7 separate regions of the Homo sapiens genome follow, and regions 1, 3, 4, 5, 6 and 7 are each linked to region 2. The links are chromatin loops, found by intact Hi-C in ENCODE. Cell type or tissue: CD4-positive, alpha-beta T cell. All regions are shown on one strand. Links, peaks and the distances in the headings refer to the core of each region. The heading gives the core; the rest is flanking DNA. Region 1 has its middle 60 kb from the start of GSPT2. Region 2 overlaps LOC105377209 (a long non-coding RNA gene). Region 3 has its middle 4.4 kb from the start of CENPVL3. Region 4 overlaps TSPYL2 (TSPY like 2). Region 5 overlaps NUDT10 (nudix hydrolase 10). Region 6 overlaps SHROOM4 (shroom family member 4). Region 7 holds the start of MAGED1 (MAGE family member D1).

Region 1 (4,509 bases), core at 207-4,206, 460 kb after region 2:
TGTACTCTTCTTTCAACTTCTGCTTGTTTAATTTTTTATTTAAAAATATTCTGGTAAAAAGAGGCATTATTCATGCCTCTCAGAGCTTAATATTTATAATTAGGGAGTAATTCAAGCACCTGATATGATCTAAGTTGTGAAAGAAGCACAAAAAATAAAATTTCTATACCCGGATTGTCTTATAAAATAATAAAATATTCTGTATATTTTTTATTTCTCATTAAGAAACAGATAGAGAGAACCAGACCAGGACTGAGTGCCTGAAAAACCTTAACTCCATAAACTGTACCACAGTTTAGCAAGTTACTACATACCTCCTAGTCTTGGTTTTAGCATTAGTAAAATGACAATGATAATACTGACCTTAGAGAATAGTGTTGAACATTAGGGGGAAAGCCATATTTAAAAGTTTTATCTTTTATAAACAAGCACTGAATTCATTTCACTTTACCGTACCAAATATTTATGGACAACATATTATGAACACAAAGTGGTAAGAGCAGCGAGAGAGATAATCAAATATCCTGTAGGATAGCACACAATGCACCAGCAATCAACAAACTGAGGATGAGGTGAATATGGAGATAGTGATATGTCTTCCTAAAGAGGCTGACAAGTCGCCTAAATGGTAGCAAGAAGCTAGCCAGGAGGAAGAGAATATGAGAAATTAATGTGAATGGATCAGGTTATTTGAGTATGCAGAGCGTTGAATTAATGCTATGCAGAAAAGTGACCACTAGGGGAATGGGAAGGTGGCCGCGGGTTAGGAAACAGAGTGAACAAATGCAAAGACTATGACATAAATCCTGTTTTCCCATTAATATCTGCATAGTGTGTGCCCTCAGTTCCTTCAGGTTCCTGCTCAAATATCACCTTACCAGTGAAGCCTTCCTGCCCATCCTATCTAAAATAGTAGAACCCGTCCACATTACAACCTATTACATATTTATTTCTTTTTTTGTTTTTTTCTTTTTTATTTCTTCATGTATTTTTTTGTTTCGTTCATTTAACACCAGTGCCACTTGCCAATATATATTGTTTATATATTAAGTTATTGTCTGTCTCCCAGCTATAGTTTAAAAGACTTTGTTTTTGTTATCCACTGTTGTATCTCCAGTGCTGAGAACACTGTCTGGCAAATAAAAATTATTCAATAAAAAATTATTGAATGAATGGATGGATGCACAGTGGGTTGAAACAAGTGTGATATTTAAATGCTGTGTAATAATGATTTGAATAGAGTATAAAGAGACATCAGCAATACTCTTTCCTAAGTGTTTTGGTGTCACAAAAGCTCTGCCTCATTGTTTATTCTTAAATAAAAACTATACATGGCCTAGAAAAGATAATCACCCCTTAGTCTGGCAAGCATAACACACAGGAAGGAGTCCACTGCTTATTCAAAGAGAACTTTGGTTAAATTCCTCGTTAGATCCTGATAGAGCCTGGAAAACTCTGATTCTCAGCATAAATTTAATGATCATTTCGGTACTGTGATTATTATTTAATAACTAATGTTCTCACAAGATAAATTTGACATGGTAACAAATGTAATAGAAAAGTACATTTCACATTGCAACAAATAGATTGTGTAATACTTGCAAAGCTCTCAGAAAAAGTCTTCGTCTGCAAAATGTCAGCTTGCTGTTTAATGTTGCTATCAGAGACCAGAAAAGAAATTGCATAATAAACTCAACTCATATAAAGTAATAAATTTGTGACTGGATGCCATTCCTGTCAACCATTTCACTGCTAAGAGAAGTTTTACAGGGGATGGGAAAGCTTACGCTGAAGCTGAAACCAGGTTACAGGTATAATCCACTATGTTTGCCCCCCAAAATCTGAGGATTCAATTCTATGGCAACATAAAAAAATAAATGCAATGTGTAGAAGACTGAAACCTGTGCAATAGTATCTAAATGATGTGTAATTTTGTTTAGAGTTAAAAAAAAAAAAAAAAAAGAACATCATTTGGACAAGTGCCTATGCCTCTTAGGGCTCTAAGGTTTCTGCTTCTTTGCTTATACTTTAAAAGAACCAAAAAAAAAAAAAAAAAAAAGCCTTGACCTTGAAGTCACACCTACTGTTGCAAAGTACGTAATTTACTGGTCTCCGCGGGAGGGGAACAGGAAAGACCAAAGGCCAGCAGGGGGAGTAAAACAGAGGGTAGGAAGGGGCTCGCAAAGAGTCGCAGGTTAACAGGATGGGGGGCAGAAGGCGGAGGTGAGAGGTAGGAGGTAGGAGTGACCTGTGGTAGAGGGAATGACGCTGGCTCAGACCAGAGAAGAGGATACGGGATAAAGAGGAGAGGTGAAGCATGACCAGGAGTCAAGCGGTTAAAGGGACCACCAGAGTGAGGAGGTGAGGCAGGAGCGGGCCCCCCATCTCCGGAGGAGAAGGGAGGAGATAGCGAGGCGATCAGAACCACAGGCGTCAGAAGCATCCTTCATACAACGCACGCGGGGATGAATTCTCCTTTCCACCCCACGTTGAGGCACAAAAGGAGGTTTCCCTGGAGTGTATGGGGATTTATTTGTGAGAATTACCAAGTCCCCTTCTTTACACTCACCTTGACGAAGAAGGCAGCAACGATGGCGTGACCGGAAGTGCTGTCCTCTTTTGTTTGGCGGAAGCTTTAGCTTCTGCAGCCGCTACCCCCTCCTTCACTTCAGGCAACTTCCTGTGCCTCTCTAGCAAGCTCTGCAATGCTCTATCTCATTGACTCCCTCCCTAGATCAACACCTACGTTGTGATGTAAACCGGCAGGGAGAGAGAATCACTAACTTTTTACAAATCCTAATTCTTGTCGTGCCAGGAGCTGCAGTATCTCTGCCAAATCCCTCATGTACAATTCGCCACCTCTCCTTGTTGATTCGCCTTAGAAATATCTCCCTTCATCTTAGTCCCTTAACTCAGGCCTCATTTTCTCTGTCTTGGATGTCTACAGTTACATATTTACCAAACTGATTTACTGTTTTCTGGCACACCACTTTTAAAAAGTTCATTTGTATTAGCGGTATACTTCAATTTCAAGCTTTTTACAAAAATCTTCAATCTAAATCATTTTTGCTTTGAGATCGTATCCAGAGTTACATACCATATTCAAATATCCAAAGAATAAACGTGGACTCATTTAGAAAGCATTCTTGCATTATTTTACATACTCCCCAAGAAAAGGAAGAAAATGAAAACTGAAAAAAAATGTTTCAATAATAAAAATCCGTACTCTGGTTAAATACTTTCAGAACAAGTTTAGAACTGAATTATTTATTGCCACTACCTCCAGAAAGTTCTCCTGGCCCCCAAATCTGCGCCACAATTCTCACCACAGGGGAGGATCTCTTGTGGTTATTTTTAGTCAGTCCACAAGTATATACTGAGCACCTACCATGTCCCAAATACTATGCTACACCCAGAGACACTACACTAGGATCCCAGAGCCTAGAGCTAAAGATGACATTTAAACACTTAAGAGCCTAGCATAAAATACGTGTTTATCAATGTTTGTTAAATGAATAAATGACCAAAATGTGGTCAGAGCAAAGAAGGAAACTAGCAATAAGGTCGGTCCTTAGTTTTGCTGGTACTTTTACAATTTATTTCAACAATTTGACTCACGTTCCCCACTAAGCACTGCTTTAGCTGCATCCCACCAATCTTTATATTTTGTATTTTGATATTTTTGTATATTGATTCTAATTTAGTGCAAAATGATCTCTAATTTTACCTTTGTAGTTCCTCCTTTTTTTTTTTTTTTTGAGACAGGGTTTCACTCTGTTGTCCAGGCTGGAGTGCAGTGGCATGATAATAGTTCACTATAACCTCAAACTCCTAAGCTCAAGTGATCCTCCTGCTTCAGTCTCCCGAGTAGCTAGACTACAGAAGCACACCACCATGTCCAGCTAATCTTTTTTTATTTTTTGTAGAGATGGGGTCTTGCTTTGTTACCTAGGCTGGTCTTGAACTCTTGGGCTCAAGCAATTCTCCTGCCTCAGCCTCCCAAAGTGCCGGGATTACAGGCATGAGCCACTGTCTCCAGTGTGTACTTCCTCTTTGACCCATGGGTTCTTTAGAAATGCATGTTTAATTTCCAAGTATTTGGAGATTTTCCTGTTATTTTCCACTATTGTTTTTTTAATTCCATTATGATCAGCAAACTTACAATATATGATTTCAGTTCTTTTACATTTGTTAAATTTTGTCTTATGACTGAAGATATGGTCAATTTGGTGAATGTTCCATGTACACTTGAAAAGAATGTGAATATGCATTCTCCTGTTGTTGAGTGAAATGCTCTATAAATATCAGCTAGAGATAATTGATAATATTCAGTTATTCTGTATCCTTGGTTATTTACTATGTAAAATATTATATTAATTATTGAGAGAGGAGTGTTTATGTCCCTGATTATATTTGTGAATTTGTCTATTTGTTCTTTCAGCCTCTGAGATTTTGCTTTATATATGAGGGGTCTTCAAACTGTTCATGGAAATACATATTATAAAAAAA
Region 2 (4,509 bases), core at 284-4,283:
ATTAAATCCAGATCATAAAGGGAAGGCTTTAGGATTTGTACTTTCTCTTGTAGAATTCAAATTTATTTGGAATGTTTGAAGGAGATTGACTAACAGATAAAGAAACACAAAATGGAAGGGATTACCAAATACAAGTCAATACACTGTCAGTAGCAGGACAAGCTCTCTGTAAAAATAAACTTGGAGTTCAAAGGGAGTTGTATTAGTCAGGGTTCTCTAGAGGGACAAAAGTAATATATATATATCTATATGGGAGTTTATTAAGTAGTATTAACTCACACGATCACAAGGTCCCACAATAGGCCATCTGTAAGCTGAGGAGCAAGGAAGCCAGTCTGGGTCCAAAGCTGAAGATCTTGGAGTCTGATGTTCGAGGGCAGGAAGCATCCAGTATGAGAGAAAGATGTAGGCTGCGAGGCTGAGCCAGCCTAGTCTCTTCACGTTTTTCTGCCTGCCTTACATTCTGGCCGCACTGGCTGCTGATTAGATGGTGCCCACCCAGATTAAGGGTGGGTTTGCCTTTCCCAGCCCACTAACTCATATGTTAATCTCCTTTGGCAACACCCTCACAGACACACCCAGGATCAATACTTTGCATCCTTCAATGCAGTCAAGTTGACACTCAGTATTAACCATCACAGGAATCATCACGCTTTAAAAGGGGCCTACAAGGTGCTGCATCAGCGGTTTTTATATGTGTGTACAGAGAGCGTCACTTCTAAGCTATCTCTCCCCACCATTGTCTGGTAACTCCTGAGACTACTTGAGCATCAGAGACAAACTATCCTGAAGCTTGTGGTGTGTTCGCGGAGTTACAAGGGCAAGCTCAGGTGTCTGTTCATGTCTGTATTAGTCCTGAAGCTTTGTGGAGGCCTACATGACCTATTCATTAGCTAACATCTTCCTCATTCTCCCTCAAATTTATTGTATTTATGCCACTTAAAATATCAATAAAATAATTTTATGATTAAGAAGAAAAACAAGGCAGGGCAAAGAGGAGAGAAGACAGGGAGGGAAATAAAGAAGGAGGGAGGAGAGTAGCTTTGAGAAGGAGGGAGGTGTCAGATGTACTGAAGGCATCTGGACATATAGTGTAAAAGGATGAGGACGTGATCATAGTGTTAGGCAATATGAAGGCCATCGGTGCCTTTAACAAAAGCATTTTTCTGTTGAGAGGTGAGCAGGTAGAAGCTGCATTGAAGAGGTTTGTAATGATAATGATTATAGAACAAGGGAAGACAGATTTGCTGCTTGGAGCATCAGGGAAATGTGTCATTACCTTGGAGAAATATGGGATAAGGAACTGATTTCTGTTTTATTACATTTTGTATAAAATGTCAGAAACAAGAGCATGTTTATAGATGACAGAAGAATCCAGAATAAAGAAAGAATGTGACAATTCAGGAATAAGGGATAATCACTACAAAAGTCTCTACCTTGAGAAGGTAGAGGGCATGGGATTCAGGTGAAGGCCCGGCCTCAAGTAGGATCCTGTCACTTCCTCCAGTGGGGCAGCTGAGATTACAAGTGCAGGCCCACTGCTGTTGGGAAGTGGTGAGAGTTTCTCTCCAATCGCTCCTGTTTTTTCAGGGGAATATCAAGGAATATCATGAGAAGAGTTGGTGCTAGTCCTTGTGGGGGCTATTGTAGGGAGAGGAGAGAGAAGGTACACTTGTGGAGGGTGCACATTGTTTGTCTACTTGGTTACAGGGGGGCGGGGGAAGGCAGGGGGTTGCCAGGCGAGTAGGGAGGAAGGAAAATGAAGAGATGCGTTTGAGGAGCGAGAGTTAATAGCTTTGAGTAAGCTGGGTAAGGAAGGTGAATGGTGAGGAACGCGGTTGGGGTCAGTGGACAGGCCTCCTTGAGGCTGAAGGCTGTGGATGCTGGGACATTGGAGAGAGGGAGCTGTTAGGACTGGATGGGGTGCTGCCCATGATGAGAGTGCGGGATGCAAGAAATAGACATCGTGAAGGGGCGCGGTCTTTCCTGAGGCCCAGAGCATTACCGCGCGCGGAGGAGACTTAGGTGGGGAGGAGGAGGCCCCCTCAAGACGGAGGAGAGCCGGCCGCGGCCTGGTCAGCCCCGGGGGCGCTGAGGTCGCCGGGGAGGATCCGTGCTGTGAGGGCTGAGAGGAGGACAGGGCGTGCGTCACATGAGAAGCGTGTCCAGGGGCTGGCTGGGAGAGTGTCCATGGGATTGGCACAGGTCTCGAACGTGAGGCGGCTGGTGCAGCCATGCAGTAGAGCCTGGCCTTCAGCGGTCGCGAGCCTGAGCCATCAACTCTCAATAGCAGGGAAGGAGTCCTGCGGCTGACCCTGAGGAGACTAGCGCCTACCTCCCCGGACTCCGATGCGCAGGCCCAGAGCCCGTCAATCCTAGGCCAGCCCCGCCCCGAGAGCTGCTTTTTCCGGTGGCGCAGGAACTTCCTGCTGGGTTGCTATGGTTCCGAGGGCGGGACTATGGGAGGCTGCCTTGTACGGCCGGTTCGTCGGGGCCTGTCTGACCGGTACTAGTCTATTCTCTGGTCCTCATCTTCATTCTGCGTAGCTTCCTCAGGTTAGCTCTACCGGCTCTTTGCCGAGAAGCAGTAGAAAGGATGAATTTTCTTCCGCGGTTGGTGGCGCTTCATTCTTGTGGCCTGCAGGTGGCAATATTGCTCCATGGATACGCCCAACTCGCCTCTCCCCCCGCCCTTCTTGCTTGAAAAAAATGCCGCGGAATCTTTTTTGAGAGAAGAGGTTGGTTCTTAAACCTGCCAAGTCCTGCTGCTGGGGCTGCCTGTTTTTTAGGGGGTGAAGCGGAGCGGGTAGTGTCTCTTAAGAAAACTCAGAGCTGATGAACAAAATCTTTTTGCTTTTGAAATTGGCATTCCTCTTGAGATGATGCCTAGGTTCCTTAGTAACTTGTATTTTGACTTCTCTCAATGGTCTTGTCATTCACTGTCCCCAGGTTGTACTGGGCTTTGTGGACCTGGTTTTATATTGATAAATGCACGCACTCTTTTATTATGGAAGTGACTCAACCTCACTGTAGAAAATTTGGAGGACAAATACAGTGTAATAAAGAAAGCCAGTCTTACCCTCAGTCCCATCACCCAGCAATGACCACTGATAATATTTGTTGTTTCCTTAGAGTTTTTCATTCCCAAAGGTGCATTTTAAACACGAGTTCATATTCCATCGTTAGTTCATCTTTTTTAAACTCAGATTTTCAGTGTGAGTTACCGTGTCCTAAAAATCATTTGAAAAATGCTTGAAAATTTTTATTCATTTCCCATTCTAAAACAATACACAGTCTAGAAGCGTCGAAAAAATACTTAATAACTGAAATGGAAAGCAAAAATAACCCCTGACCCCCTATCTCATTGGTAAATGTGATCATGTAACCTTTCTAAGAACAGAAACTGTGATTGTTCTGCTTTGTTTTTGCTCACCATTGCCTTTTCGGCAAACTGACAAGAGTGTAGAGGAGTGTTCTTAACATACAGTTTTGAATACATGAACAAGTACCTTATTTCTTCCAGATGTTTATCTTTGTAAATACGGTGTATTTTTAAATAATGTTTGGATGATACTGGATGAAACAACGTGGCTTCCCCCTCACCCTTCCACTTAGCACTTTATTGTGAGCATTAAATTATTACCATTTTGAAAAAAGTTTTGCTGGCTGTTTTACACTCTACCCAGTTTGTCTTTTATTTCATTCTTGCACTGGAGGCAGGAAAACGTTCTGTAAACCAGCGTATAATCTTGTGTATGATAGACCGGTGATCTGAACGCCAGTGCCCTCTTTGAGGAACCCCAAGAACCTTGGCAATTTACTGCTTCTTCCTGTATCACAGTTTCCACGTGAGCAAAATGAAGGTTATAATAGCACGTGCTTCATGGAGGATGGTGGTCACCATAAATAGCACAACAGGTTCTTAGTTCCTGGCAATTGTAGACATATAATTATTGTTGTTGTTATCTCCAGTATTCACAACAATGTGTGTATTAGGATTTGCAATCCATGAGACCGAGTTTGATAAAATGTACTCTTCAGATTTACATAGAGCTGACACCTTTCCTTCAATTTCCCATTTCTGCCTTCTAGTAGAAAATTCATACTACTAGTTTTTAGGGCCATTCAGTCAAGGAAATGTGTAGGAGGAAAGCACATTGATAGATTTCTTAAAGTTTATCCCTTCATTAAATGAAAAGAATACTTTTGCACACATATATTTTTTACCATCTCTGATTATTTATAATAGATTTCCAAAAATAGATTTACTGGTTTGAAAGGCATGATCGCTTTTAACTCTCTTGGTGCATTGCAAGAAACACAATACCCATTTATATTGCCACTGACATTATGTGAGAATTCTTGTTTTTTTTATACCCTAACCAGTATTTATCAATGTTTTAAAGATAATTATCTTAATGATTGTAAGTTATATGTCAAGATACTGATCTTCCATTCTGTCACATACATTGCAAATACTTTTCCTGGTTTTTGCTTCCTAAATGTGTA
Region 3 (4,509 bases), core at 381-4,380, 650 kb after region 2:
TTTGTTCTTTGGAATAGCTTGCCCCAGTCCTTCTCCACCTAGGGATTGAGTTGAGGTAGGGAGGGAGAGAGGAAGGGAGAACATGAACATGCATATATGCCTTAGGTGGTTCAGTCATATTGGTGGTCAGAAAATACCAAATTGCACTGAGTTACACCTATATTACACTCCATTGCATAGAATAGATCCAGAGGGATGGAAAAAAATGACTCAAGATGTCATGCTTCTGCCATGTCAGTGTTTCTGTCCAAAGAAATGTGTATATATAATTTCTCTCTTTTTCTGAGAATGACTTTTAAAGCGTGTTCTGATAATTTTTGCTTCTCTAAGCCATGTGCAAATCATTCATCAGTTTGGTTAAAGACTCATGTTCAAGAGTGCCAAGCACCCTTTTAACTTGGCATACAGTTTAAGCATGCTAGGCTGGTTTCTGTGTGTGAGAATGCAAGCAGAGGACTGTTGTGCTGGTGAGAAGGAATGGGAGGGGGGCTAAAACCTGAGAAAGAACAAGCTGTTGGGGAAGGGGATGACTGAGTAAGAACTGGAGAGAAAGAGAAGCAACGAGCAGCTTATATCCAGCAAGGAATATAGGGGAAAGCAAGAGGTGTTTAAGGGAGTCTTTGGGGGATTTTACCACAGGTTCCAGGAAGTCAGTGTTTTCCCCTTTATTTCCAAAGGAGGCTTTAAAGTTAATGTTACTTTATGTGTTAGCTGTCTTTTTTTCTATTGCACAGAAGTATATCTTACACTTCAAAATTGTGAATGAATGTTTGTGAGCCATTAGTGATCATGGACCCTGACAGTGGCCACTGTGCCATGCTTCAGGCATCTCTTACTTCAAGGAAAGAGCAAGGGCTGAAAACCCAACTCTTCTATGCACTACTGTCCAGCTTTGTAAAATCTGTCAAAATACAAAAAATTAGCCAGGTGTGGTGGCGGACGCCTGTAATCCCAGCTACTCAGGAGGCTGAGGCAGGAGAATTGCTTGAACCCGGGAGGCGGAGGTTGCAGTGAGCCGAGATTGCGCCATTGCACTCCAGCCTGGGTGAGAGAGCAGGACTCTGTCTCAAAAAAGAAAAAAATCTATAAAAGCCCACCCTCATCTTCATTGTGAGGATGAAATGAGGGCGTGTGTATAATCTGCTGGTACAGTGGCTAACGCCCAGCAGGCACTCAAGAATTTGCTATGATGGTTGCTCTTATTAGGTGACGACACTGATAAATAGAACCAAGGGTCATGATTGCACTCTATCCTAAGATTTAGATACTTTCATGGATACCCTCTCAGGTGCGATGTTTTTGGACACTTAAAGTGAGAGTTACATCAATCCAGTGACAGGGTAGAAGGAGTAATAGGAAGTAAATCCGTAGGGTGCTGCATGATCTTTCTCCTCTTAATGGATTTATCAGACAACATCCACTGTTTCTTCCCCATCCACATTCATCCAAGCTGTGACAGGGGAATCACCATAGATGGAACCTCATCCTCTCCCACCTCATACCCTATTCTCTGCCTAGCCTTCCTCCACTTTATGCCTCCTGGCTGCCCAGCACTGTTTTCCATGCTAAGATAGAACAGTGAACAAAAAACACAGTCTCTAGGTCCTTATCACTTCCATTTAGCGAATGAGAAAGCCTCCAAATACAGTGTGACTAGGAAAAAGTGGGGTGCTGTGGGAGCACAGAAAAGAGGCCAGTTAATAAGTTTATTCTTGGGCCAGTTAATAAACTTATTTGGACCTCAGTTTTAGTGTCCTCATCTCTAAAATTGTTATGATAATAACACTCATCTCCTAATCTTGTCCTCTCTCCAGGATGAGATACCCAGGAACCTAAAGAGACCGGCCATGTTCTAGGTGAAACCATTAGCTCTGTGTTCTGTGTTAGTCACAAGTCAGCATGGAGGGGAAGTATTACAGGACCCCTGGGAACCTGGTCTACCCTGGGGTCATAGGTAAGGAAATGGGAGGTGGGCGCAGGGCTGGTGCCATTTCCATCTTCTCATCTGTATCTTCACATCTACTGAAAAGGCTTCTTTTATTTATTAGGTGTTCTGCACTATGAGGACTTATAATTACATTGTTAGGAAACTAAAGTTAGTCCTCGCGGGCTATGCTATAGAAGGTGGTACCAGCAGTAGTATATCGCCCTCCAGTGGACGTTATAAGTGATGGCACATTGTTGGATGATTTTACTTTAACACTTGAGAAATTCATAGGGAATGGGATGACGCTTGCTTCCTCAGAATCTCTGGGAAAGAAGCCCAGTAGTTAGGATGCTTTCCTCTATAATAAGCATTCTAGGAATTACAACCAGGAAGAATAGAATCAAGAAGAGAAAGAGGCACTGTTTTTTTCTGTGTCCTTTCCGTGAAATAGGACATCTTTCATAAAATCATTGCTCCCAAATTTTATTTCCTTGCTAAATAAAATCCTCGACTATTTGAATATTAAGAATACAACCTACATCAGTGAATTTCCAGCATCTAGTCATGTCCGATCATGCAACTTTGACTGTGATATATGAATAGGAAATTGGCATGGATTCATTTTTTTCTAACTGTTTTTTATCCCCATCCTATGAACTGAGCCCTCCAGCTGTCATAGTGTCTTTCCTCACACTGGTATGGCAGGTACTGAAGTAGGCTCCTGGATATAGAAATGAGTAAGGCATCCTTGATCTCAGTCCTTGTGGAGCTCATGGTCTGTTGAGGAAGACAACAAAACAAGAAACTACAACAAACAGTGATAGGTGCTCATAGCAGTAGGGGAATTCAAGATGTTCTGACAGTATATATCAAGATGGAGGCAAGATATAGCCTTTCAAAAGAAGAGACACGCTATCTGAGATATAGCAAATAAATAGGAGTTAGGTGAAAAGCAGAACTAGAATTTTCCAGAGAGTGGAATAATATATATGAGGTCTTAGAAGCTGGAGAGAGTGTGACATACATGAAGATCAGACTTCTATCCTGGTCCCAGTACCAGATCATAAATTACATTTGTTTAATTTCTGTTTTCTGTGAGATATTTGAAGGCAAGGACACTGCCCAATTCTTTGTGAATCCCAAGTGCCCCGTACATCATTTGACATATCATTATCCAATAAATATCTGTGTATGCATAAGCTAAGAATACTCACTGTGCACCAGTTACTGAAGTAGAGCTTCTATTGGGGTTTTACAACTTCCAGAATTATACTTATTTAGAAAGCACATAACTTAAAATATAGCTATTTCCTGCCAATGGTGGGAAATTCTGAAAAAATGTATTTACGGTTTGAGTAAAAAGAAGTGGGGGAAACAATTAGCCAGTGTTTTTGAAAATTTTGAAGCATTCATTGCACATACACATTAATATGTCCATGCATTAACCTGTTTAAAAATGAATAAATAAAATTGATTAACTCTATTGTAGTTATGTGCTTGAATGCCTATTTACGTACATGCATGTACAAATATATATCCTTGAATATGCATGGAATATGCATTGAAGTTTGTAAAGAAACACATTCTAAGTAAACATTAGCTATATATTCTCACACATATGTACTCGTAGAAATGGGCTAGCTCCTCCACCCCTTCATCCCCTCCTCAGTTTGCCCTTTCCTGTTCCCTTCAAGGCCTTATATCCCATTTTCTCTAACCATCCCTTCTGATGTCACTTGCAATGCCCACTGCTCTGGAACCACTAGTCAGTGCTGGGAGACCAGGTCATTTGGTGTGCATGGGATGCGGCAGGAGTTGAAGGTATTGGCCAGATATATACTGGTAAATACCTAGCAAGCATCTCTCCAAGTGTAGTTCTAGCATAAATTTGGGGTTTTAACTTGTTTATGTTAACAAGTAAGAGTCATATAACAAAGAACCATATCAGAACTTCATTTATTCATCAAGAACTTCACTTATTCATCAATGACTCTAGTGACTTCTTTGGCAAACTGAACAATAGTCTTTAAATACAAAAATAATAGCTCCTCAATTTTCTATGCTATTCTATTCACAATGTAGTGGCTACAGACACAAAACGCATTAAAGTTTAATCAGCATTATTAACATTTTCTACATCATTTCATTAATTCTAGTCTATCAACATAACAACAAATGAAGGCCTGATTTCTGGGTGCTGTAAATTCCCCCACCATGGTTTACTTCAAGCTACCAATGTGAAGTCACTGAATACACACCTGAGACCAGATGAGCAGCGGCATACTATTCCACAACACTTCCACGGTACAGATGAAAAACACAAATCCCTTCAAGAACACAGAGAATAGTAAAACGTAATAAGAGAAATAGGAGCCCCATTCATTTTGAGTATTTTATCTTTGTTTGTTTTTTTCTTTTTTTTTGAGACGGAGTCTCGCTCTGTCGCCTAGGCTGGAGTGCAGTGGCAGGATCTCGGCTCACTGCAAGCTCCGCCTCCTGGGTTCATGCCATTCTCCTGTCTCAGCCTCCTGAGTAGCTGGGACTACAGGCGCCTGCCACCACGGCCAGCTAATTTTTTTGTA
Region 4 (4,509 bases), core at 344-4,343, 830 kb before region 2:
AAAAGAAAGGTCCCATTAGGCTTCACTAGATCACCAAAGGGGTCCATGGCACAAAAAATATTAAGAATATTTGTCTTGAACTCTAGGCTCCAGGAGGAAAAAGACTTGCTCTATTGGCTGGGTGCGGTGGCTCACGCCTGTAATCCCAGGACTTTGGGAGGCCGAGGCGGGCTGATCATGAGGTCAGGAGATCGAGACCATCCTGGCTAACATGGTGAAACCCCGTCTCTATTAAAAATACAAAAAATTAGCCGGGCGTGGTGGCAGGCGCCTGTAGTCCCAGCTACTCGGGAGGCTGAGGCAGGAGAATGGCGTGAACCCGGCAGGCGGAGCTTGCAGTGAGCGGAGATTGTGCCACTGCACTCCAGGCTGGGCAACAAAGAAAAAAAAAAAAAGACTTGCTCTATCTTGTTTCCCTGCTGTATCCCTATCACCCAGTTCAGTACTTCAGGCACACAGTAAGTACTCATAAGTGTTTACTGAATGAATAATAGGATTCCTTCCCAACCATCCTGCACACCCCCAACTGGGGGAGCCAGTGCCAGCCCTTTGGGTCACCTAAGGAGGGACATTCTTGAATCTAGTTTTGTCCCTGCCAATCCGATTCTACTCACAGAAGTAGGTGGCACTTTAAAGGTCTGGTCCCAGGAAATCCCAGGAACCTCCCACCCAGGAGCAGGGCCCTCTGCTGCAAAGGAGCGAGGGCAAGCTAGGAAGCATATGAAGACAAGTAGTTTCAACATGGGAACAGGCCCTAGGGCACATTGGGCCCATGACTCTTCATCCTCCTGGTTTCTGTTTAAGGTCTCAGCCAATGGGGCCTGTCTTCTCTGGCCTTCAGCGAAGACAGTATCTTGGAGCTAGATGTGACCTTAAAGACCTAGAACAGCCCTCTCTTTCGGAGGTCCAGACTGAAGAGTGAGGGCACAGGGAACAAGATGTTACTCTGGGCAAAGAACATCCTGTCCTCACATGGCTCAGCCGAGGACATGAGCACCCTGGCCAACTATACTAGAATACTATGATTGACTCTTAAGAGCATCACTGAAGATGAAGACCAGAGGCCCTCTCTAACAGGGTGGGTGAAGAAGAGTCTCAAATGCCAGGATGAGGGGCTGGGGATTTGATTGGGGGGACAGAGAGGAATCAGGGAAGAGCACAGTGAAGGCCAGACTTCAGAGACCTGCTTCAAGGCTAGACTCTGTCTTGAGACCTTAGGCAGGTTGCTTCTCCTGGACTGATCCCCCTGCACGATAAGCCTCAGTTTATAGATAGGAAAACTGAGGCCCTCTAGAGAGGACAAGGAGAGTCATGTTGTGAGGTAGGGCAGACTGAGGCAAGAGTAACCAGACTGGCTACTCTGGCTCTGATTGGCTGGGATCCTTTGGCAGGCTGACCTCTTTCTGGCCTACTCCGGCCTACTCCATTGCCTTTGCCCCTGCTGCTTTCCCCTCCCCTCCTCTTCACCGCATACTCATTGGGGTTGGCTCCAGATATTGCATGTAGATGTCTCTTTTCTCTGGGATCCTGCACTCTCAGCTCTGGCCTCGAGGTATTGTGTTACTTTGGGCAAGACATTCCCCTTTCTGGGCCTCAGTCCTCCCTGCCCACCTCTGACAGCACATCAAAGCCTCCATCCTGTCCCCCCCAAAACATTTATCAGAATCATTGGAGAGACATGTCAAGGATCTGGTATTCCAACCATCTCACAGAGGAGGCCCAGAGAGGGAAGGGGCCTTGCCAAAGGTCTCACACCAACCTGGCAGTCATCTTGACTCCTCTGAATCCCTCTCCTTCCATATCTAAAGCCTGTGGAGTCCAACATCTTAAAAGCTCTCATAGAATAGACAAATTGCTCTTGCAGAAGAATTCCAATTAATTTATGTACATACTTCCCTCTCAAGGAAATGGAGCATAACTCCTCATTCCCTAAGCACGGGCTGCGCTTACTTGGCTTCCTTCCAAAGAGTACAGCATGGAAAAAGAGAAAGAGGAGTAGCTTTACAGTGGAGAAACCTGACAGACACTACCTCAGCCAGGTGATCAAAGTTAACATCAACAGTGATAAATCACATTGATAGTACATGCCCTTGATATGATCTAGTGAGAATGACATTTGTCTTCTGTGGTCTTCCTTCCCCAAACTCATATCCTCAGTTTAATCATGAGAGAAAACATCAGACAAATCCTGATTAAGGGACATTCTATAAAATATCTGACCAGTACTCCTCAAATGACTCCAGGTCATCAAAAACAAGGAAAGCCTGAGAGAGTGTCATAGCCAAGAGGAGCTTAAGGACACAAGATGACTAAATGTAGTGTGCTATTCTGGATGGAATCCTGGAACAGAAAAAGGACATTAAGTTAAAACTAAGGAAACTGGAATAAAGTATGGACCTTAGTTAATAATAATGTACTGATATTGGTTCATTAATTGTGACGAATGTATCACAGAAATGTAAACTGTTAATAAGGAAAACTGGCTGTGGGACATACGGGACTTCTCTGTTATCTTCACAATAATTCTGTAAATTTAAAACTGTTCTGAAATTAAGTTTATTTTAAAAACCTCTCATATCCGCCCCCATCTTGCCAATCCCACCTGAGGTCTAGCGTCTATTTCCTTACTGCTGTCCTTCCTTCCAGTCAGTTCTCCTGGCAGCCAGCAGAGGGCATTCTCTAAAACGCAAATCTAACCATATCTGAAGCCTTCCAGCAAAATAAAGGCGTTGGATGGAAAGTTCGGGAGATATGTTATAAAAGACCGACTCGGATGTCTGAATAAAAGTTATTGTGATCCAGAACAAATCTGGGAAATATTCCTGGCGCCCACCGAGATAAAATTTATGTATCTAAATTTAATATAACTCAGCCTTTCCAAGGTCTCCCGGATAAAGCCTGTTTTTCAGATGTCCAACTCCCTACGTTTCCACCCCTTCGCACAGTTACATAGTTAATTCCCCTTTGTTTTTCCTTTATCTCTACGGATACTTCTCTGCTTGAGCTATCTTTTCTGCCTTCTCCCCCAAGCCCAGCTCTAGGGACTCTGCACCCCTTCCCAAAGGCAAGAGAGCGCTCCTGCATAATTGGGTTGTGATATCCGGACCGAAGTCGTGTTTTATTTTTACTAAATGCGAATGAGGAAAATGAATTCCTTTGGCTCCCCACGCCCCGCTCACTCTAGGCCCGAGGAAAGGTTTGACGCACTATAAATTAAAAGATGAATCACTGATAAATGGATGTTCTAGGACGCAGGATGTCTCTACACGCATGCGCCAGAGGGGAAGGCGTGGGAAGCCCTTCGCTACCTGGCTGGGTCCGCTGCGGGCGCCAGGAGAAGGAGGGGCTTCCTCAGCCTCGCACTGCCATTGGCCAGGATGATCCGCATTGGTCTGACGCAACGCCTCTGCGGCCTGGCGGAGCTCGCCCCCCACCCGCCAAACCCCCGCAACTAGCATGTTGCAGGATACTGCGTAGGCCAGGCGGCTACGTGTGGGCCTGGGGGAAACTGACCGCTGGGGCCGGGGCACCAGGCTAAACAAAAGACTCGAAGCGGCACTCTGAACTTGCTCAGAATTTTATTGGGATTAACAGGGTCCACGGGGAGAGGCGAGCCTTCTGGGGGACGGGGACAAGAATACCGCAAAGAATACCGCAATGGCGAAGCGGCCTTGCATAGACACCGAGGCGGGCTAGCGGCGCGGCGGGAAGAGGAGAGGGATGGAGAAAGAACTTGGGAGAGGAAGGTGGCAGCAGCGCCTCCATGGGCACTGCGCGGCTGTGACGAAGGCCACAGCGGCCCTCCCCGCTTCGGGGGTCAGGGTGTCCACTCCACACAGCACAGGGAGAGGGGCTGGGGCCACAACTGACTGGGAGAAGTGGGTAGAGGGGCCCTGACCAAGGCATCACAATAAATACAGTTAGCAGCACACAGAAGCCTGCGGGGGCGGAGGGCCAAAAGAAGGGGACTAGCCCCCTTTCCCTCCCCCCAAAATAAGAACTCTGCAATGACTAAACCATAAAAATAAACTTTAAACCCGTGTACGAAGTCGGTCACCCCCCAGAAGTGCAATGTGGGGCCGCGTGGCCCTAGCTGAGGAGGAGGGCAAATGGGATAGTGGGTGGGGGATACAGAGAGGTGATCCCCAAAAGGGGAAAACCCTTATCCGGTTTTCCCCCTCTTCCCCGGATTGGCCCAACCGTTTGGGACCTGAAGCACATCCTCTAGGTCAGAGTCGTCCGAATCTTCCCCTTCTTCCCAGACATCTTCACTTCCTTCCTCCTCATAGTTTCCTTCCTCATAGATGTCCTCATCTTGCTGGATGCCTGCATAGGGGAGAAGCAAGGAAGGGGAAATGGAGGAAGGCAGTTAGATGAGCAGATAGGTGTCACTCTAAAAGGGAACAGAGACCATAGCCAGGGTTTTTAGCGGCCTGGGACAACTTGTCAGCGCCTCTGCTTGGAACAAACAGCCAAGAGTGTGTGTGGGTGTACTCAAGCAAGCCCACA
Region 5 (4,509 bases), core at 206-4,205, 930 kb after region 2:
TCGTGCCACTGCACTCTAGCCTGGGTGACAGAGCAAGACTCCATCTCAAAAAAAAAAAAAATCTGCTACAATCAGAGTAGACTCAAATTAGAAAACAATTTCCAGGGAAAACTTGATGAAAGTTTTTCTGGTATATCATGGTGCCTTCTCACAGGGGAATCTTGGAACTGAAAGCTCTGTCCAGCTATGACTGGTAAAGGGCTCTAAGGTAAACTTTTCACCTCCCCTTTTCCCAGTAACAGTTGGTTCTGGGGAGTTGCTTGCTCTTGGGATTGGAACACACTTAAAGAACAGAAGTAGAAGGGGCAGCTTCAGCTTCAGTACTTCACACTTAGGAAGGAATTCATCTTCCCTAGGAGGGACCTTTAATACTCTTCTCACTTTCTGCCTGTTCCTTCTTGACTCACAAAAACATCAGGACAGACACCATGTTTGTTGATGTAAGCACAGCCTTTACAGAATTTTAGCCTTTGCAGAAATTTAAGCACAGTCCAGAACTGAAGGAGTATCTGCAATCTGTGAAATGCAAAATGGTCCACTGAAGTCAGGAATGTTAACTGCTTAATTTCCTTTTTTACCTACCTTCAAATATAACTTTAAACTTAATTATGTGCAGCTAACAAGTTTACAGCTATTGTTCCCTTAAAAACTATTCAAAAAGTGGCTTATGTAGATTTTTATAAAATTCCATAAACTTTCTCCTTGGAGACTCCACCTCTTTGATTTTTCACATTTGTATGAACTGGTATGTAGGTGTTATCAAAACCCCTGCTCAACAGCATATAAGAATCCATTCTTATTTTCTAGTATGAATAAATAAGAATCTAGCTTTTCCTATTTCAATGGGCCAAATTAAAAGAAAAAACTGCTAACATTGGTCTACAGCAAGGGAACTGCTAGCCACTCCAGGGTATTTCTCCCTTCTCTTTTTGGGCATTTGACCCCTTGGGCCAGAAGCGGTATGCCACAGCCAACCTTTTTTAAACAATCTAAATATTTTCCTTTTTTTCTACCTTATATATTAGGCTTAATAAGAATAACTCCAGTAATTATTTTTATAAACTTTATTACGGAAAATGCCAAACATACAAAAATAGAGATGAACATATATAATGAACCATCATTTTAGCCATCACCCAGCTTCAACAATTATCAAGGCCAATTTCGTTTCATCAATATTTCCAATGCACTTAACATCCAGACTTATTATTTTGAAGCAAATTCCAAGAATCATATCATATCAGCCACAGATGTTTGAGAATGTAGATGAGGACCCTTCTTTCTAACATAATGATAAAACCATTATTCTAATACCAAATACCCCACCAATGTTCAAATTACCCCGATTGTCTCATAAATGTATTCGTTTTACAGTTCGGTCAAATCACAATTCAAATAAGATCCAATTAACAATTGGTTAATATGTCTCTTAAGTCTCTTTAAATCTATAGGTTCATCCTCCATCTTTCATCCTTGCAAGTTATTTACAGAAGAAACTAGGTCATGTGTCCTGTAGTTTCTTATAGTCTGGATTCTGCTGATCTCATCTCCATGGTGTAAAATAATGTTTCTCTGCCCTATTTTCTAAAGATTAGGAATTATTTCTAGGGGCATGGTCAAATTTAGGTTCAATGTTTGGGCAAATATTTTAAGAGACGGAGTCTCATTATATTGCTCAGGCTAGACTAAAGCTCCTGGGCTCAAGCTATTCTTCTGCCTCAGCCTCCTGAGGCAGACGCGTAACACTGTGCCTGGCTTTGCAAATATATTTTACAGATAGTGTAGTATACTGCCATCTGGAGGCACACATCTGGGATGACACAGACATAGGAGTAAGAATTTTTGCTTTCTAGTATCTCACAGCTGCCTTGAAGCAGTTGTGTGACACTTGATAAACAAAAGTCACATATATGCTAGACAGATTAGAAAGGGATTGTTTAACCATTCAGTATCATTACAAAATATGAACTACTGAAACAAATCTTCAGTGATGTCTACCATATTCTAAGCAATATCTTATATGCTAGATATATAAAAAAGACTAAGGAAACAAGTTCCTGGCATTCAAGGGCGTATACTCTGCCGGGAAATACAGACACATAAGAGCACAAAAAAGGCCACAGGTGCCAAGTTAGAATTATGTACAGATACAGCGGTAGTGCAACAACCTGGAGAATAGTCATTGTAATAAACAGGGAAGAAGTGTCCAAAAGCATAGGATGAGCTGTGTCCTTGGAGTGTGAAAGAGCTCATCTGTGCTTCACAATTCCATTCATCCATCCATTCACATACTTGATTCTTTCAAAGTAAATCTGAACAACATCTATGCCATTCACCTAAAAAGAAAAATTCTTATTAATAGGGTTTTATTGGTTCATCCATTCCTCTAATCAACAAATACTTATTGAGCACCTACTATGGCTCATCAACCATTTTGAATTGGAAAAGCCTTCAGTGAATTATCGAATGCAGTTTCACTGTGAGGCCAGATGAGAGCCTGAGGGAATAACAGATTGTCCCAGGTACATTATGAAGCTCAGAAATCGGGAATACACTTGTAGACATTTCTAATCTGTGGATCAAAGACAAATGTCTCCAAATTTCAGGCACTGTTCTAGGCTCTGAGGATATGGGGGAGGATTCAGTCTGGGTCCTAGTCCTCAAAAAGTCCATATTCTAATAGGCCAACAGTCATTCAGAAAGATGATTGCAATACAAGAATGATGCTGAGAATATTTGTTTTGACTGATGCTTCCACAAAAGGAACTCTGAAAAATAAAACTCTGGCCAGCTGTTAGTGCTGTAAGCTCTAATCTCCCTTTTCCCAGTCAACAACTATGGAGGGAGGACATGCTTTTTCTTACAATTGAACTCCACTTAAAGGCAAGTGAGACAAGGAGCAGCTCCAGCATCAGAGCCCTTTAAACCATCTATCCCACAAGGGCCCTCTAATGTTGCTGTTTCTTTACAAGCTCTTACACATACACACTTCAATTTTTATCAATTTTCTACAGGACTTAAAAATATTTATGGCCACCTTTCACCCCTTTCAGGGTTACTTCTTTCAAAGGTGACCTGATCAACAGAACATAGGTTTCTTAGAAAATATGTTAACCATCCAGAGCAAATTCTGTATCAAGCAACCAAACTTACCTTTACTCCAACATGTCGTCTTCAAATTTTTTTTAGAATAAGAAAAAGTAGGCACTTGTCCATTGGGGGACAGGGACGAGGGGGAAAATCAGTCTTTTTTTTTTTTTTTTTTTTTTGAGACGGTCGCCCAGGCTGGAGTGCAGTGGCACGATCTCGGCTCGCTGCAACCTCCGCCTCCCGGGATCAAGCGATTCTCCTACCTCAGCCTCCCGAGTAGCTGGGATTACAGGCGCACACCACGATGCCCAGCTAGTTTTTGTATTTTTAGTAGAGACGGGGTTTCACCATGCTGGCCAGGCTGATCTTGATCTCCTAACCTCGTTATCTGCCCGCCTCGGCCTTCCAAAGTGCTGGGATTACAGGCGTGAGCCACCGCGCCCGGTCCCCCAGCCCCCACCCATACTCTCTTCAAAAACTAGACATTTCCTCAACTGTCATGGGAGATGAAATCCAGAAGAGGAACCTAGAATTTACATAGCGAAACCCAAAATTTCTTAATAGAAAGTGCGTAACAGTGACCCATAGAACAAGACTCCATCTCAAAAAAAAAAGTTAAGGGACCCCAATACCTGTCAATAATGTTTAAGAGATATGACATAGTCTAGGTTGCTCTAGAAATTAGGAATGATCTTTTCATTCGAATACCCTCTTCACAAAATAGGTTTTCCTTCTACCTAATGTCAGACATGGCTGGGGGAACAGCGGAAGGTCCAGAAGAGAGATTTAGCTATTCTAGATGGGATTCCTGACTTCAAGCAAGTACTGAGGCAAACGTGAGAGCTTTTAATTTGGCACCCAGAAAAGGTGGTACTGTGAGACAAAACAATTACTCTCTATCATTGAGAGATTGTTCAGGAATCCTAATAGTTTGACAATTCTGTACCAGCTGAACATCGCTAGAGCTAACTCTGTTGGGATGTAATCACCACAAAAGATTCCATTCCTGTGGTTACTGGGAGTCAGGGAGGTTAAGCGGAATGTCACTACATTCAAATATGGAATGGAAACCACTTTCTTTCAAAAACAAACTTAAATCCAGAGAACCATGGTTCTTCTATGGTATCCAGTAAGGGGCAATGGGAGTTGGAAGTTGAGTATGGGAAATCAAATTCTGTGAATACAGTTTTTCTGATCAGATGCGTTTGGCTAGCAGATCCCCAGCAGCATCTATTCAGTAAGGTTAATCTACATGGGAAATAGCGATTTAAAGTCAGCAGTGAAAAATTACTTGTGAAAATTTTTTGAAAACCAAATGACCTACATAGAAATAGAAAAAGAAATTTCTGAAAGGGGCAAATGAGATACCACTTCAGAGGCTAGAGCGACTGTCGAGTGCAGAAAGAGCACAAGATGTAG
Region 6 (4,509 bases), core at 234-4,233, 1.6 Mb after region 2:
AATATTACATGTTCTCACTCATATGTAAAGGCTGAAAAGAGGGATCTCATGGAGATAGAGAGTAGACTGGTGGTTGCTAGAGGCTGGGAAGTGGGGAGGTTGAAGAGAGGTTGATGATGGGTATAAAAATACAGTTAGATAGAATGAATAAGATCTAGTGTTCAATAGTTTGGTAGGGTAACTATAGTTAACAATCTATTGTATATTTCAAAATAGCTAGTAGAGAAGAATTCATATGTTCTCAACATAAAGAAAAGATAAATGTTTGAAGTGATGGATATCCCAATTTTCCTAATTTCATTATTACACATTATATGTATGTATCAGAATGATACATGTACCCCCAAAATATGTATAACTGTTACGTGTTAATAAAAAAAAAAAAAGCTCTTACTTTTTTTTTTTTTGAAATGGAGTTTTGCTCTGTCGCCCAGGCTGGAGTGCAGTGGCATGATCTCGGCTAACTGCAACCTCCGCCTCCCAGGTTCAAACAATTCCCCTGCCTCAGCCTGCTGAGTAACTGGATTACAGGCATGTACCACCATGCCTGGCTAATTTTTGTATTTTTAGTAGAGACGGAGTTTCACCATGTTGGCCAGGCTGGTTGCGAACTTCGGACCTCAAGTGATCCCCCTGCCGCAGCCTCCCAAAGTGCTGGGATTACAGGCATAAGGCACTGCGCCCGGCCAAACCTCTTACTTTCAAGATAGTCAGTTTCCTTGTTATTTTCCTACATCCCTGTCCATTTTTTAAAAACCAGGCTCTTTACTACCTGCTCTTCCTCTGACCATTCCTTAAATGTTGGTGTTTCCCATAGTTCCACCATTTTTAACTTAATGTACCCTGGAAAATCTCACCCAGCCCTATAGCTTCAATTTATTTTCTATATCTCCTATGCTCCAGACCATATAACCAACTTCCTATTAGACATTTATACTTAAATGTGTCAGAGATATTGCAAACACAACATGCCCCAAACCTAACACATCATCATCTTCTCCCAAGATCGCTATCTATGACCAGGACCACTATGTATGTACTCAGCCAACCAAGTCAGAAACACAGAAGCCATCTTTAATTATTCCATTATCCTCATGTTCTATATCCAAATGATTTATCCTGAAGAGAGAATATTTAAGGAGAAAGGCTTTGGACCTAGGAAGAATGAGGTTATGTAGGATCCCACTGACTTCTATTACCTGCTGGTACCTAAGATTAATCCATACCTGCCCATGTACATGGATAGGAGGTGACATGTTAAGTAATGCCTTATATAATAGATACATTATCACTGATTAAATCTTGGATTGGTCAAGATTTAGGTCTTAAATAAGGCTTCTTGGAGGGGTAATTTGGTGAATTTGGAAGCGTTTTTGTTTTGGAGTTAGATATTCCCATGTTTGCAACTTCCTAGGTCTCTTATATGACAAATAATAATTCCTATATAATGGCATTATTGTGATGATTAAATAAGATAATTTATGTAAAATGACTGTCACATAATGGGTTGTCAGTGAATTTCATTCCCATTTGTTTCCTTAGGGTCTAAAAGAAGCATAATTGGAATAAACAAACATTGTTAAATTGGGAGAGCATCAGAATGGTGGTGTGCTTTGCAGCCTAACCTGCAGAGAATGATGTGCTAAGGAATCATTAGGGGTGGCAATGATCTGAATAAGAAATAAAGGCCCCTGTGAGATGCTGGTTGTACAGAGACACCAGCAACTTAGAGGGAGTGTGAACACTATCTAGAGTGTCTTCTGAGCCAGTCACAAGAATGAGAGTGTTCAGGTGTTTCACCCACTCATCTCGCCAGGGTGAGTTCCATGTCCTCTTTCCTCATACTGTAGCAACATCTGCCACTATCAGTCACTTAGGAGTGGCTATAATTATGGGCTTGGACTAGCAGGGCCCTTTGGTTTTCATGGTGTGGCAGGTCCTATGGCTCCCGGAACCTGTATTTTCTACCCTTTTAGCCTCCCCATCTCAGCCCCTATTGGTGAAGGCTTACAATGACATAATTTATTAGGTGATGCTGCCCTCTTGTGGAAAACTTAACCTTCACATGTGGACTACCTTGGGCACGGTATAGGAAATTAATTCCCTCTCGTTCAGTCCAAATTTTTCGTCAACTTTATGAAAGAGCTCTTAACACGTAAAAGAAGTGTGATTACCCTAAAATTTGTGAATATTCAGCCTAGTGTTTTATACAGGTAGAAAGACTTTGGTTTGAGTAAACAATCAGCTGACAAAGATCCAACACTTAGCTTTAGGTCTGGGCTTGAGTCCTTTTGGGATGAATATAAACAGAAGGAACTTTAGAACATGGCCAATTCTGAAAAGCCAACCCAGCTCTTCTTCCTATATTGCTGTCTAGATAATGGTCAGCTAAATCAGAAATGTAGGTGTCACCCTCAACTCCTCTCTCACCCAATTCAATTAATTCCAAGTCTACATAGACCTCTTGGTTGCCTTTGTCTTAATCCAGCCACTCATGATTTCTCACCTGGACTATTCTAAGAGCCTTCCCACTGGCTTCTCAGCTTTCAGTCTCACTTTTTCCTAATCAATCCATTCTCCAAATAGGTATTTGAGCATGTCACTTCTCTATTAGGAAAAAAAAATCAGGAACAATGACCACACAACCATGTTGATCCCAAGATATTCATTTTATATTGATTGATGATACAAACCGTATTGAAGATATTATATTTATGAACCATTTTTTTTTTGCAAAAAACATGGCATCCAAATATATAAAGAAAAAACTGTCAGCTATACAAAAAGTGATAGAAACTTCTGTATGGGAGAGTTTAACATAATTTAATTGACAATAAAGTAGACCAAAATAAAGTACTTAGAAGATTTGAAAAACAATTCATTAGATCCAATTAATACATTTTGAAAATTGTTTATAGACTGCATATTGTCTCTTCAAATATTGAGATAATATTTTTAAATGATCATATGTATGTCACAAAGAAAAGCTTTGCAAACTCTTTTTTTGAGATAGAGTCTTGCTTTGTTGCCCAGGCTAGAGTGCAGTGGCACGATCTTGGCTCACTATAACCTCCGCCTCCTGGGTTCAAGCAATTCTCCTGCCTCAGCCTCCCAAGTAGCTGGGACTACAGGCGTGCACCACCACACCCAGATAATTTTTGCATTTTTAGTAGAGACAGGGCTTCACCATGTTGGCCAGGCTGGTCTTGAACTCCTGACCTCAAGTGATCTGCCCGCCTTGGCCTCCCAAAGTGCTGGGATTACAGGCATGAGCCACCAAGCCCAGCCTACACACGCTTAAGAGTAGAAATATCTGATGATAATGTACAATGTTTACAATTTAAAAACAAATTTTAAAGTCTTCAATTACTTGAATATTTTAGATCACATTTATATGTGAATATTAGCACAAAGAAACACTAGCAGACTAACAAACAATAATAAAAATGAGATCATGACTTACCAAAACTTTGAGAATATTCAGAAGTAAATTCATAACCTTAAATATTTTATTATTAAAAATGAAGAATGAAATTAAATGACTAATAATTCAATATAATATGAAACCAAGGACTAGGTTTCTTTTCAGAGGGATGAATTAAATAGATAAGCCTTTAGCAAATTTAATCAAGAAAACAAAGATGAATTACCAATAAAATTTAAATGACAAATGGAATACAACAACAAAGAAAGATTTTTTAAATTAAAGGCGCACTACTATAATTGTACCTTAATATATTTGAAAATCTCAGAGAACTTAAAAATATCTAATAAAATATTAAATGCCAGAAATTATTGAGAAGTTGAAAACTAAATGGACATGTAACAGTAGAAACTTCGAAAACAATTATCAAAGAGAAACTTCCAAAAATACTTTAGGGACATCTAAAAATACTTTAGGGCTTTAAGGGACAGATATTTTTATCTGTGAATTCCTTCAAATTTTCTAGAAATAGCCACGTTTAATTCTATAAGTATGTTATAGTATTGAAAATGTTGCAGAATTATTCACATTGTTTTTGAAGCTAGCATTACTCTGATACCAAAACCTGACAGACTGCTCTAAGAAAGAATATTCTATCCAATTTGTGAATTTAGATGCAAAATATATACATGGAATTCTATGAAATCTAATTCAATAGTATAGGACAGTAACAATTCATTACAAGTATTAAAATAATTTTTAAAAGGCAAAATTTTGATTCTTACGTAGACAAAAAATGAACATGTTAAAGATTGTATTTCACTCATTAATGAGGAAAACGTAAAGTGTTACAACCAGTTCAAAGGAGAAGTCAAAGAGTAACAAATTTAAAGGTAACAATAGACCACAGTAATCAATTAGAAGCTATATGGAGAAATTTATGTCATTCGTAATGGGAACAAACTCATAAGCAATCAGGAATGCCCTTAAGAAATATGCATGAAAGAAAGAGGTTGTGTATGGAGGAAATTACAAAAATGTACAGACAGAGAAAATGAACACAAGTAATTTTTGATGATGTGGGT
Region 7 (4,509 bases), core at 316-4,315, 370 kb after region 2:
TTTGTAAAATTGGCACTATGATCCCTACCTGGTAGGAGGTGCCTTTAAGGTTTAATGAGACAACCTGTGTGAATGTGCCTAGCTCAAGGCTTAACACATGGTGGTTACTAACATAACAAAATGTAAACTGAATTACATACAGGTTGTATATATTATTTGTGTCCATGTATTATCTCCCCATCAGTTTGTGAACATCCGGAGGACAGGAATAAACATTCTCTTCAAATGCCCTATAGCCTAGCTGAATACAGTTACATACATTGTTTTGTTTAGAACAAATGAACACCCTCAGAGAAGAAAGGAGACAGCCCCAAAGCAAAATGAAGTTAGCAGAGATCTCACCTTGCGGGTCCTCTTGCCCCGAATTATTGTCCGGGACTCCAGATTCTGAGCCTGGGAACCATCTGCTGATGTCTGTGCAGTTGCACCGTCAGGTTCAGAGATACCTGGGTCGGTCTCTATGTCAGCCTGGGAAGTGGCCATTTTGGCCTGATTTACATTCTGGGTCTGGGTATCAGCTGTTGGGGCCTTAGTGGTATCATTCCAAGCCTTGAAAGGGGTCTTAGGCCTGCTGTTGGCCAGGTCATTGGCATTGAGAGACTGAGAGAAATTGTAGGTGGCATTTGGGCCCACTTTAGTAGTGGCATTCTGGGCCTTGAAGGCCATCTCAGACTTGTTAGCAGCTAACTCACCAGTGGTTGCTGCCTGGGAAAAATCATAGGCAGCATTTGGACCCTTTGGGGTAGCATTTTGGGACTTAAAGGCTGCCTTGGGCTGCGTGTTGGGCACATCCTTGGCATTATGAGCCTGAGAGAAATCATAGACACCATTTGGGCCTTTTGTGGTGGCATTCTGGACTTTAAAGGCTGACTTAGGCCTAGCGGCAGCTGCTGAAACCTGAATGTCAGCCATCTCATTGGCAGTTGGGGGCTGTGAACTCTGGGGACTAGCAGCTGCGGTGGCCTGGTTAGTAGGTGGAGCCTCTGAGATCTGGATGGCCTCCATCAAGGTCTGCATAAGCAAGGCGCTGTCTTCTACGGAGGCCTCAGCCTGCAAACACAGGGGGGAAAAAATTAAATCTCTGGGCCTCTGAGGCAGGAGGTGGGGTGGGAATAGGGAGCCCGGGTGGCAGCGCAGCAGCGGAGCTGCAGGCGGGCGGTGGGTGCAAAAACAGGGGGGCTGAGGCAGAGATCTAGGGGGCCCGCGAGGGGCGATGGGGGACCAGGCGGGTACTAAACATGTGGCAGGGGTGAAGTAGGGCAAGGGCAAAATGAGGGGTGGGGCGGTATGCGGAAAGTGGGCACGAACAGGAGCCGGGGACGCTCCAAGAGGCGTGCAGTAGCAGCTCAGGACGGCAGGCGGATCGCGGAGTTGAGAATAAGGGGGGTCGCACAGAGTGGGGAATGCAGAAAGAGGGAGGGTGGAGGCAGGAGGCTGGGGGAGGGGGTGACAGACTGCTCTACAAGCGTCAGGATTCTGGAAAAAAAAAAAAATGGTTCCTTACCCACCCCGCATTCTCTGGGCAGATTGCCCTGACTACTAACAGGGTCTCCCCTCTCTCTGAGCAGGGACTGATGGCTGAAAAGAGACGCCCCTCCCCCCCTTCGATAAACGATGGGAATTCGAAAAGCCCACGGAGTCTAGTCACTAAATAGGGTCAAACCGGATCCCGGCGTTTGGGAGACCAAAGAGGCCCGCGGGGAGGGGTGACTGTCGGCTGGGGAAATGGTGGGGTGGGGAGTGGAGATCTCACCTGGAAGCCGAGGAGGCCCGCACCACAGTCCATTTTCTGAGCCATGGCTCCTGTCCCTCTGGCAAGAGCGGAGCCTGGGGGCTGTGGGAGAGGGGCAGGGCGTTATACTACAGAGGGCAAATACGAAGGACCTAATTGGGAGGGGGGTGACTGTGGTCTGACTGTGCGGGCGGATAAGGTGAATGTGAGGAGGAACGGATCGGAGCGGTAAAAGTGAATGGGCGTCCAGATGGAGGTTCTGAACCCCGAGAAGCTACTGACAGGGCGAAGCTTCAAATGGGGATCGGGAAGCAGATGAGTTCTGAATTCGGAGCGGGGGTGCGGTTGGGTTGGGATTCGCATTTGGGAAGTTGCATGGAGGTTTTGAGTCAGGAGGAATCATCTAACAGTACAGATCGAGGTCAAGGAATCTGAGGATTTCGAACGATGGGAGGGATCGGACAGGGGTTTTGAATCAGGAAGGATCGGGAGGGGCATTGAATTGGGGTTTGGGGGGTGGAAGGGGATTCAGAATCCAGGGTGAAGGGATCGGGATAAAAAAAAATGGGGGCCCGCACCAGGGGGCAGATGCCCAGTCTGGGGGCTAATTCTCACCTTGCCTCAGGCCCCAACCCCAACCCCCTCGCTGCCTCCCTTCTTCACGACTCAGAGGATCGGGATTGCTGGGCTCGGCTCTCAGCAGCCGCACTCTCTCCTTGTCCAGGAGAAAATGCCAGCGCGGCAGCTTGGGCGACCCCGCCTCTTCGCCTAATATACCACCCACCGCCTCAGGACGTTACGCGCATGCGCAAACACTGAAGAGCCAAAGTCAGTCCCGCCTGCTTTCCCAACAAAAGCTTCGTCCTGGAGACCATGATGCGCATGTGCGCTGGAAGGCGGTCCCGCCCCCTTTGCCAACACACCACCCCACCACCAACCAGGTCGACACTATACAACAGCACCTCCCCTTCCTCTACGCCCCCTCCCCCACAGATGCGCTGTGCCTCTTGGTCCCACCCCTTGCCCCACACACCGGCCCCCTACCTTTTCCGCAATGCGTCTCTATTCCGTCCCTCCCCTATTCAAGGCCCCTCCTGTCAGGCCGGCTTGCATCTCCACCCCCTTGTCCAGCATGCTTAGGTCTCTGTTTGGGGTCTCTAATTGCAACAAGTGTTAGACCTCTGCTGAGGAAACGGAATGGCCTGAGAGGATACACTATTGGAGCTAACAAAGTAGTAGTAGTAAGTCTGTGGCTGCCACGTGACTCCATGATTTCTCCCTCACCCCCTGCCCGCCCCCACAAGCTCCCAGACGCAGAAAGAACGTTAGTTTCTTCCCTTTCTTTCTGCAGCTCCGGTGATGGACTCATTTTGTGTGTGTTGGGGGAGGAAAGGAGGGAAGGGCACAGCTTGTACATCACAGCAGGATTTGTGCTGGGGCTTGTCTTCCTGTCACAGCAGCCCTGGGAAGTGGATGTCAGCACCCCTATTTTGCAGATCAGGAAGCTGAGGCACAGATACATTGCATGAACTAGACAAGGCCACAGAGCCAGGAAACAAAATGCAAAATTTGGGTCTGGGTCTTCCTGACTCCAAAGCCCACATTCTGCTCATGCTGGCCTGGGGACTAAGGGTACCCCTCCCTCCTCCATTTGAGCAACAGACCACGGCACCCCATTTGTACCAAACAAGCAAAGTTTGTGTTCTAGGAGGCCCAAGCTCATGCTCTGCATTCAGGAGGACACAAGCAGAGGCCCCCACCCTCCCCCTGCCCTGTGTGGGTCCATCCAGGCGTGGGAATTGCTCCTTGGGGTCCACTCTGTGCTCAGAACATCAGGCCTCTTCCTTATCAGGGATACAATCACACTGTCCCTGAGGCCTTCCTGGTGCCCACTGGAGCAGCCAGGACAATCAGACCTGTGTGTCTGAGCCATGGCAAGCCCTGGTTCCTTTCAGGGCTGGGGCCTGGGGCAGCTGTGGTTTTATGGAGAGAAACTGGGCTGGGCTTCAGAATTCCAGGAATGGAGTGCCCAGCCTGTCTGTCTCGAGCTGTGTGAGCCCGCACGGGTCACTCAATTCTCTGGGCCTGGTTTCTCAATGTGCAAAGTGGAATGCACAGCAAGTGGGTCCTACCCAAGGACACACACGCTGCTATGCTTCCAGGATAACTGGAGAAACTCAAAAAGGCAGAAAATTAAATACAGATGTGAGGTGACTCAAATTAAACTGGTACAGTTCCAAAATTCAAGACAGATCTTTGTGCAGTTCACATTTGTTCTGGCATCAACTCATGCCAGAAGCCTGAACATGAAAGGAAGCTAATGCTAGGAAGGACTGCAGCATTTGGTCCCCAAGGGCCAACATCAGTTCTGCCTGGCTGGATGACTTTCCTCATCTGTTGCATAGCAACCTCCTCTGTCAGCTGCCTGTTTTTCCTCAGCACTTCCTCTGTAAAGTGTCTGCAGTGAGACGTGATCAGACTCAGGAAAGGAGGTCAGAAACACCATTTTCTATGCTATCTGTTTCCATATCTGTATCTTCGGTCATGACTTGGCCTATGAATTCTAGATCCATAGTAACTACCTACCTCACTTCTCCAAATGGATATCTCTCAGTATTCTCTAAATTAACAGGTCCCAAACCGATTCCTTCATACGCCTCCTCCTTCCCACCAACACAGTGTTTCTCCTCTAGTTATGCCTTTCTCCCCCATTTAGAGTGTAAACCTCTTAGGGAGACAGATTTTTGTTTTATTCATTGTTGTTTCCCCAGCACCTA

Evidence for each region. Hi-C counts contacts between places; a loop is a spot of excess contacts. Peaks named below come from ENCODE experiments on the same cell type or tissue, not always from the same donor. Only the 100,000 strongest peaks of a DNase experiment are listed, where the experiment ranks them.
Region 1: it touches region 2 in a loop (3-fold over the local background); 4 of 110 quality-filtered maps call a loop at or near these places.
Region 3: a loop joins it to region 2, with 4 times the contacts of the local background. A loop is called at or near these places in 13 of 110 quality-filtered maps.
Region 4: it touches region 2 in a loop (7-fold over the local background); 3 of 110 quality-filtered maps call a loop at or near these places.
Region 5: it touches region 2 in a loop (5-fold over the local background); 3 of 110 quality-filtered maps call a loop at or near these places.
Region 6: a loop joins it to region 2, with 14 times the contacts of the local background. A loop is called at or near these places in 9 of 110 quality-filtered maps.
Region 7: it touches region 2 in a loop (4-fold over the local background); 11 of 110 quality-filtered maps call a loop at or near these places.

Annotation. Positions count from the first base shown.
Region 1 is chrX:51,801,178-51,805,686 of GRCh38, reverse strand. It overlaps a transcript of MAGED1 not described here. Among named protein-coding and RNA genes, the nearest start is that of GSPT2, 60 kb to the right of the region's middle. In CD4-positive, alpha-beta T cell, for the core only: a CTCF peak has its summit at 2,143 (motif pointing right); DNase peaks (open chromatin) are centred at 2,136 and 2,636; H3K4me3 peaks cover 1,175 bases; H3K27ac peaks cover 912 bases.
Region 2 is chrX:52,259,786-52,264,294 of GRCh38, reverse strand. All of the region lies in intron 1 of LOC105377209 (a long non-coding RNA gene), which reads left to right. Among named protein-coding and RNA genes, the nearest start is that of SNORA11D, 71 kb to the right of the region's middle. RefSeq lists enhancers at 1,618-2,117, 2,118-2,619, 2,432-2,791 and a silencer at 2,487-2,745. In CD4-positive, alpha-beta T cell, for the core only: a CTCF peak has its summit at 2,620 (motif pointing right); DNase peaks (open chromatin) are centred at 2,414 and 2,684; H3K4me3 peaks cover 965 bases; H3K27ac peaks cover 888 bases.
Region 3 is chrX:51,612,212-51,616,720 of GRCh38, reverse strand. No RefSeq gene overlaps it. Among named protein-coding and RNA genes, the nearest start is that of CENPVL3, 4.4 kb to the left of the region's middle. In CD4-positive, alpha-beta T cell, for the core only: no CTCF peak of the experiment used is centred there; a DNase peak (open chromatin) is centred at 2,150.
Region 4 is chrX:53,087,593-53,092,101 of GRCh38, reverse strand. It overlaps TSPYL2 (TSPY like 2), which reads right to left. Exons shown (of 7, transcript NM_022117.4): 7 at 3,562-4,326. The coding sequence ends at 4,163. Among named protein-coding and RNA genes, the nearest start is that of KANTR, 4.3 kb to the left of the region's middle. In CD4-positive, alpha-beta T cell, for the core only: CTCF peaks have their summits at 2,512 and 2,712 (motif pointing right); DNase peaks (open chromatin) are centred at 2,671 and 3,311; H3K4me3 peaks cover 1,218 bases; H3K27ac peaks cover 1,490 bases.
Region 5 is chrX:51,334,066-51,338,574 of GRCh38, reverse strand. It overlaps NUDT10 (nudix hydrolase 10), which reads right to left. Exons shown (of 2, transcript NM_001304963.2): 2 at 1,050-2,336. The coding sequence ends at 2,336. All of the region lies in intron 4 of LOC105373204 (a long non-coding RNA gene), which reads left to right. Among named protein-coding and RNA genes, the nearest start is that of NUDT10, 3.5 kb to the right of the region's middle. In CD4-positive, alpha-beta T cell, for the core only: a CTCF peak has its summit at 1,777 (motif pointing left); a DNase peak (open chromatin) is centred at 1,774.
Region 6 is chrX:50,689,464-50,693,972 of GRCh38, reverse strand. The region is part of intron 2 of SHROOM4 (shroom family member 4); the gene reads left to right. Among named protein-coding and RNA genes, the nearest start is that of SHROOM4, 120 kb to the left of the region's middle. In CD4-positive, alpha-beta T cell, for the core only: CTCF peaks have their summits at 1,849 and 2,051 (motif pointing left); a DNase peak (open chromatin) is centred at 2,032.
Region 7 is chrX:51,891,594-51,896,102 of GRCh38, reverse strand. It overlaps MAGED1 (MAGE family member D1), which reads right to left and starts at 2,480. Exons shown (of 13, transcript NM_006986.4): 1 at 2,348-2,480; 2 at 1,754-1,834; 3 at 343-1,050. The coding sequence starts at 1,798. RefSeq lists enhancers at 1,704-1,753, 1,974-2,023, 2,336-2,425, 3,066-3,185. In CD4-positive, alpha-beta T cell, for the core only: no CTCF peak of the experiment used is centred there; a DNase peak (open chromatin) is centred at 2,642; H3K4me3 peaks cover 2,419 bases; H3K27ac peaks cover 912 bases.